Regions from separate parts of the Mus musculus genome. Here region 1 is linked to region 2. Evidence: chromatin contacts called from ENCODE Hi-C or POLR2A ChIA-PET data. All regions are on one chromosome and are shown on one strand. Each heading gives the region's core, a stretch centred on a gene start or an enhancer-like site at or near the end of the contact. The rest is flanking DNA. Distances are from core to core; before and after follow the strand shown.

Region 1 (3,590 bases), core at 235-2,734, 38 kb after region 2:
GTGTGTAGAAAGCAGGAGTCTTTGTGTTTGCAAGTTGCTCAGCAGGTGTGAAGATTAGCTTGGTTTAGGTTTATCAAAGAAGCTTTTGGAGGTTCAGCAGCTATTTTCTAGCTTTCAGAAGCTGTTGTTTCTGGCTGTGTGAGACAGAAGCCCGGTGGTCATTCCTGGCCATTTGCTTAGTCCTGTTGACTGGTTGGAGGGTATCCTACATGTCTGAGAGCTTTCTCACCATCCTGTACAGGCAGTGACAAGCCTCCTGGGACCCCCTGAGTATATGACCATGCTTGTGGCAAGTACATACACTACCTAGGGACAATGGAGCCACCAGACAGAGGTCAGCTTGGAGGCAGGTTATGTGTGAACATTGTGTGGGAGTCTGGGCTCTTCGCATTACGCTCTCTCCCAAAATTCTCCCAGCAGGAAGTGAGGAGGTCAATGTCCTGGGTCAGGTCTGCTTGCTTTCTCTTCTAAACTAACATGTAATTATTTGGGGACCCAGAGAACATCCTACTCTAGAAACTAGAATCAGAAGGGGCTTGGGTGTTGTTCTGTGCCATTTTCCTGGTGAGCCACAGGCACTAGATTTGAGCTACACAACAAATAACAAAAAACTTTAACTTCCAAGAAGATTGCTGGGCTGTGGGTCCATTCCAGACCTCTGTACCATCACAAGGAGGCCTCGATCTCCAGGACGTCATCCTGGGAATCTCATCTGTGCAGCTCCCCTTAACATGGTGCTCATAATGCAGGTCTGTCTGGGCTCTGCGTGGTTTCCGTAGGGCTGGTGCCCAGGCCCCCCAGGTCCTCTGGCTCTGCCTGTGACTTCTGTATTCTGCAGAAGCTAACTGGGCTGAGGAATCCCTATTTTCCCCACAGCCTTCTCCCAAGTTCCTTAAGCTGAAGTGCCCTGGCCTTTCTCGGAGCTGTTTTATGGAGTAGAGGCACAGAGAGGATCAGTAGCTTGCCACACAGCACTGCTGAGGAGAGCTGGGGTTTGAACTGGTGGAGCTAGTTTGGGTTCTGGCTCCTGGATACACTGCACAGGTCCTTCTCTGGGCAACCTGCTGTTTGAAGGACCCATGGCGGGGGTCAAGACTTGCTTGGGACTTAGGTCTTCCACTGTGGCATTCTGGCCAGTGAGCAAGGCACTCTGTGGGCTACTCACTATAGAATTTATCAACTGATTGTGAGAACAGGACAGGTCCTTCCCTTAGCAAAGAGCCTAGCTTTCTCTCCTTTCCTCTCTCCTTCTTCCCCTTTCCTGTCATATATACCCATCCTTTGAGTACTTGCATGCACCCAGTATGCCTTGATGATATCCAGCATGCCCGCTTAGCCTAGCAGGTGGCAGGGGTACAGAGGCATTAAGGAGTAGGGTGAGGTGGATCTTGGCTAGGGTTTCCTCTCTGCATGTGCTCTGCTCCTAACTACTGCTCAGAGAGCAGGCACGAGAGCAGGCCCAGGGTTCTCTTATCAGCATGGCCTCCCAGCTGCCAGGCCAACCTCCTCATAGGAAAATATGAGTCTCTCTTCCCCGGCTGCTGGCCAGGGCCATCAGCAGACAGCTCAGCCTGGCAGCACAGCCTGGCACGACCCTCACCCTGCCTGGGTGGCCAAAGCATTTTGGGGTGCTGGTTGGAAGGCCTCATGGAAAACCCACCCTATCCATCACTGAGATGGGGGATTGCTGAGGAGGCCTCATCTTCCCACATGCTCATGCGGCCCTTTATTTTCAGTGGAGGAATGGTAACAAAGAGGTCTGCTGTCCAGAGCTCGAGGTGAGAAGAAGGCCCTGTCTCCTGCACCTGAGTTTCAAGGATAGAACTGAGTGAAGCTGGCTCACTCCTTCCCTTCCCCACTCCCCAGCCCCTTTCTCTGCTTCCCGGCACAGCCTGTACTCTTCATTTAACCCCTTGACCTAGACCCTGTTCTTTTAGCTGGACCAGTTCCATCATTCTCACAGGGATAGACCTAAGAATCCAGCTTGGCAGGGTATGCCATTTGTAACTGTCCTTGGTGTGGCTCAGCTTACCTTAATCTTAATTCTGGCCCAAACATGAAGACTGAGATAGACCTAACCCATCTGGGTGCTGTCCTCACACAGCATGTGTGGCTGCCATGGGATGGCTGGTCCTGCTATATGGTGACTCAGTGTAGACAATACAGTGGTTGCATGGACCGGAATGACCCAGAGATGCTAAATTATGTCATTTGTTACTTCCTGGGGAGACAACAGGCTGAGATGTTTTGGATGTGCTGGGTTAAAACATAATGAAAGATTATTTCTTCCTTTTTCTTGATGTATGCGTATGTATGCATGTATATGTATTTATGTTTTTGGCTCCTCCTAAGGCTGAGGAGTCTGCTCTGAACTTCTGTATCCTCTTATGGGTGTAGAAGCATTACATGTCATTACATTACATTATATGTCTCTCGTTTACATAGTGCTCTCCCTGACAGACTGTGTTTAACTTCCCTTCTTACAGATTCCTGCCGCATCGAACCAGGACCATTCCCCGTCTGCCATGACCTTGTCTTTCCTTACTGTGTCTGCAATGACCCTGTTTTCAGAGGTCATACGGAGGTCCTAGGGATTTGGATTCCAACATGTTTTCCCTTGGGAGAGCACTGTTCCCTTGGGAGAGCACTGTTCCCTTGGGAGAGCACTGTTCCCTTGGGAGAGCACTGTTCCCCAGCTGGGGGCGCTGCTTAAGAAGAATGTGGAGCTTTTAAAAGTAGAACTTTGAAGGCTAAACTCATCTCAGGGTTTGGCCTAGCCAGGTTCTCTGATTCTTGTAAGGAACCTGTCACACACTTCTGCCACCATGAATTTAGCTATGCCTTCATTACTATGAGAACTAAATAAAACCCAGAGAAATTACAAATAATAATAATTAAAAAAAACTCTTTCCTTTCTTACATTGTTTCAAGTATTGTGTGATATAAAGTAACAAATGCTGGGGTGTTACAATTAGAGGGTAATTCCAGTGCTCTATAGATCCCAAGCTGCAGTATCATCCAGGTTGCACAAGAAGATCTTATCTAGGGGAAAATTGGTTAGGAAGGACTGGCCTGGGACAAGTTGGTGTCTTAGATTCCTACAGGCTTGTTTCAGCTTATACAAACTTGTCAGGGGGTCCTTTGTGAGGTAGATGCAAGGGATTCGTCAGGGAGAAACAGGAGGGTCACTGGGTGGTGCCCAGTACAGGAGCCTCTGGTGTTGGGACCAGTCCAGCCTCCAGATCTTGTAGGGACACCCAGTGAAACTCTGCTCCCAGGAGCCTGGACAAGCAGATGCTACACATACCTATAGGAAACCCTGCTCCCTCTTGGAACCCATCTCTTAACAGTGTTTCTGCTACTGCTGCTGCTTCTCTCTCTCTCTCTCTCTCTCTCTCTCTCTCTCTCTCTCTCTCTCTCTCTCTCTCTCTTTGTTTTTGTTTTTCGAGACAGGGTTTCTCTGTATAGCCCTGGCTGATCTGGAACTCACTTTGTAGATCAGGCTGTCCTTGAACTCAGAAATCTGCCTGCCTCTGCCTCCGGAGTGCTGGGATTAAAGGCATGCGCCACCACACCTGGCTTCTGCTGCT
Region 2 (3,780 bases), core at 355-2,854:
TGCAGGGTCAGAAGTCAGACAGCTTTTCCCATCACAGACCTGCCTAGGGCTTCCCACACCTGGGAGCCAGCCACCTGGCAGGAGCTCGGATATATAGCAGTGGGGCCTGCCCAGAAGGGACCTCAGTGTCCAGACTTAGCTCCCGCTGTCACTCGTTAGGTGAAGGCTGAGAATGCAAGAGGGAGCTGAGCAGGCTGAGACCCACATGGTGCTGGTAGCTACGGCCATCTGGGAAGTAAGCATAGCCAGGGAATGGGGGAGTAGTGAGGAATAAGAGCTGTCCTGGGCTAGGATGAAGGATCCTAGGATCCAGGCAGGGGAGGCAGAACAGTTACATGTTGCAGACCCTGAGTCCAGCAGGTGTGGGACAGAGGGCAGGGAGGTGGTCAGGTGTATAAGGCCGAGTAGAGATGAGACCAGGTAGGTAAGACCCTGGCCCACAAGCTGAGTTGGGCACACAGCCTGTAAAAAGTGTTTGTGAGTCTCTGTGTAGGGTAGCCAGGGGAGGGATGTGTCTAGAGTCAATTAGACCAAGGGAACTCCGAAATCCATATTCAGGGGACTTTCAAGGTAAAGAGCTGACCCCATATCCAGGAGCTGACAGCTTTAGTGGGACTTTCAAGGTAAAGAGCTGACCCCATATCCAGAAGTTGACAGTTTTAGTGGGACTATCCCTTCCCTCTGGAGGCTGACCAGCTTCAGTTAATCCCAAACTCATCTCCTGTATTCTGGACTGATGCTGCCACATCACCTCAGTCCCAGTCAAGGACAGACGGGACTGCGAGCCTCTCTGACTCTTGCACGCTGCGGTGATGGGCCCTCAAGTACCAGAATGAAGGATCCCTGGACCACCCTGGCTCCTGCATTATGGGCTGAAGAACCCTCTTCCCTAATTACCCGACACCTTGATCTTGGGCTGGTCATCTTGACCCTGTGTCCTGGGCTGACCATTCCGGTTCACCCAGACCTCTGAGTGTTAAGTTGATGGGTACCAGGTGACCATACCTGTGTGCGGGGTGAATGGACCCACCTCATCCCAACCATGTCCAGGTCTGCCGAGCTTGTGGCTTACCCGAACCCATAGGTCAACTACCCCACAACCTGGGAGGAGGGACCTGGCTCACCACCACCGGTGCCCCGGGCTGCCAAGGCCATAGGTCACACAGCCGGAGTGCTGGTTAGGCCTCTAGGCCACCACCCTGACCCCAGCGTGCAGCCGCCCCCGTCCAGCCCACTCACCTTTGGCGCTGCCCGTCCAGGCCAAGGCCGGCGGGCGCCGTCGTGGGGCTGAGCAGGCCCTGGGGCGCGGGCCTGGCTGGCAGCCCCGGGAGGCCTCCAGGTGGAGCGGGCGGCGGCGCGGGCGCCTCGCGGGCCTCGGTGGGCGGTGGCGGCGGCGGCGCTGGCTTCTCGCCTCCGGGACCCAGGCTCGGGGGCCGTCCGTCCAGGGAGATGTTGTTGAGAAAGAAGAGGGCGGCCTGACGGCGCCGGGAGTCCCCGCGCCTCCGCGGCACGGCCGGCGGGTTCCGGGCGGCCGGCGCGGGCCTGGAGGGGCCGGGGGCCGGACCCGGGGCTCCTCCCGCCGCAGCCGCGGCCATGCTCGAGTGCGCCGCCGCGCCGCGCCGCCGCGCAGCTGCCCATTGGCCGCGGCGCGCTTGCATGCAAATACCACCCCGTCACTCCCGCCCATTGGCCGCGGCGCGCCCATATGTAAATATAGTTCCGCGGTTCCTGTCTATTGGTTGCGGCGCGCCTGTATGCAAATACCACCCCGTCGCTCCCGCCCATTGGCCGCGGCGCGCCCATATGCAAATATAGTTCCGCGGTCCCTGTCCATTGGTTGCGGCGCGCCTGCATGCAAATGAGGCTCCTCTGAGCCCTTCGATCGGCTAGCGATATGTGGCTTGCCCCGGCGCTCCCCTGAGTCCTAGAGTCTTCTGTCTGTTGTAGGTTTGGCGTGGCTAAACACGGCAAGGTCGGTAGGTGCACGGAACCTGTGTCCTGTTCTCCCGTCCAGGACTCGGTGTACAGGGCACCCTTCAGCGAATGTTCATTATGGGCTGCAGACTCAGGGTGCGGGCCTGTTGTGGTCACTTGCTCCGGGGTGTTCCCTCAGCCCTGGGGTTCTTCTGGGCAGGTATCCATCCATGTTCCACCAGAGCCTGTAACTTCCGGGCTGTGCCGCCTGGCCTCCTCACTGACTGCTGAAGACACCCGTCTATGGTCTGAGGGCAGCTGACATCTCAGTTGCCTCATGGACGTGGTCTTGAGTCTGCATGATACTGGAGTTTCAGTTTCCTTCGTGGAGGATGTCCAGGACTCGAGTATACAAACCCTTCTGGCTCAGTACCGTGTGTGTATGTCGGCCCTTCCCTGTACAGAGTCTTCACCCTACCATCACCTGCTCTTTCCAGCTCCCAACCTATGTGGACTTCTTATCTTTCTTTTGTTTTGTTTTTCAAGTCAGGGTTTCTCTGTATAGTGTAGACCAGCCTGGCCTCGAACTCAGAAATCTGCCTGCCTCTACCTCCCAAGTGCTGGGATTAAAGGCATGCGTCACCACTGCCCGGCGACTTCTTGTCTTTAAAGTGTTTGATGGATCATTGAAGAAACACAAAGGAAAATCTCCCCAATGTTCTTTTTGGTCTATGGTCACTGCCTGCTCTGGTCCTGTGGCTGCTTAAAATGGGTGCTGGAGTGGAGTTGGTTGAGGGAGAGAGATCCCTGGGAAGTGGCTTCTTTCCTTGGGAGAAGCCATCGGTAGTGTTACCTATAGGAGTTCATACTGCCAGTTCCTTCCCTGCTTTTAAGGCTCAGGCAGGCTGATTCTGTCAGACACCCCCCTCTATCCATGGCATCTCCCTGTCATCCCTGAACAAGTAGGCTTACCCTTACTCTGTTCTGACCCCCCTCTTCTCCACTGCCTTTTCCTAGCTACCCTGCCAGGAACCAGTGACAAGGTGGACAGTTTTCCTGTCTAGTAGAACGCAGGGCTTGGTCCATTGAGTGGTGGGCACTCCCAGAGAGAGTAATTTCTGTCAGGGGGTCATGGTGTCTGCTGACCTGGGGTGGTGTCCTTCACACTCAGGCTGCTTACCTTTCTGAGTTTTGGTCTCTGGTAGTATGAGGTGCTAGCTGTATGACTAAGCTGCTTTGGGATGGGTAATTGATCGTGGCTAACAGAAGCCACTGTCTGACAGGGATGACAAGGAGGTGTGCTCCTGGCAGGGTACCATGAGTGTGGACATAGCCCTAGAGCTAGACCCCAATATTGGCAGACAAACCTGTGAGGTGATTGAGGGACATTTAAACAGGAACTTGGCCTCTTCCTGGGTGTGGTACTGTGGGTTTTTTTCCCTCACAGACCAAACCTGACCAGGAGGTCAAAGTGGATAAAACATACAGCTTGTGTTTTATTCAAATTTGAAAAAGCTGAAGAATCTTGTAACTGATTGAACACACACACACACACACACACACACACACACACACACACACACACCTGGCTGTCCCTTGGAATTTTGTCCTTCGGGCCTCTCAGGTGTGCTCAGTAGAGAATGGTACTCTGTTAAGCCCAGGCCTCACCCAGTCCCAGTGACAGTTTCTCCAGTTCTGGAAGTTTCAGGCTCTTACAATTATACCCACAGTTCCCTTTTATGCTGTAGTCCTTCTACCTGGTTTGGCCAGCTCCAGCCTTCCTCACTCAGTTATGGTCAAGTGAGTTCTCCTTGGCTTTCACCCTGACCTTTTGGCACATATTTAGATGCTTATAAGAGCATGCTA

Evidence for each region. Hi-C counts contacts between places; a loop is a spot of excess contacts on that map. ChIA-PET counts read pairs that join two places held with the same protein, here RNA polymerase II (POLR2A).
Region 1: POLR2A ChIA-PET joins it to region 2 with 14 read pairs in embryonic stem cell. The contact joins the enhancer-like site here to the promoter of Cables2 in region 2. A Hi-C loop is called at or near these places in 3 of 37 maps with a recorded cell type or tissue (Patski, T-helper 17 cell and T-helper 2 cell). POLR2A ChIA-PET finds 5 or more read pairs at or near these places in 2 of 5 experiments (both embryonic stem cell).

The regions. Positions count from the first base shown.
Region 1 is chr2:180,309,847-180,313,436 of GRCm38, forward strand. Gm29943 (a long non-coding RNA gene) reads left to right here. Exons shown (of 3, transcript XR_867153.1): 3 at 2,487-2,919. Among named protein-coding and RNA genes, the nearest start is that of Gm29943, 21 kb to the left of the region's middle. Within about 2 kb of position 1,485, at least 1 of the 3 ENCODE cell types and tissues checked has a DNase peak (open chromatin) inside an H3K27ac peak, as active enhancers do.
Region 2 is chr2:180,271,861-180,275,640 of GRCm38, forward strand. It overlaps Cables2 (CDK5 and Abl enzyme substrate 2), which reads right to left and starts at 1,605. Exons shown (of 10, transcript NM_145851.2): 1 at 1,240-1,605. The coding sequence starts at 1,595. It also overlaps a transcript of Rbbp8nl not described here.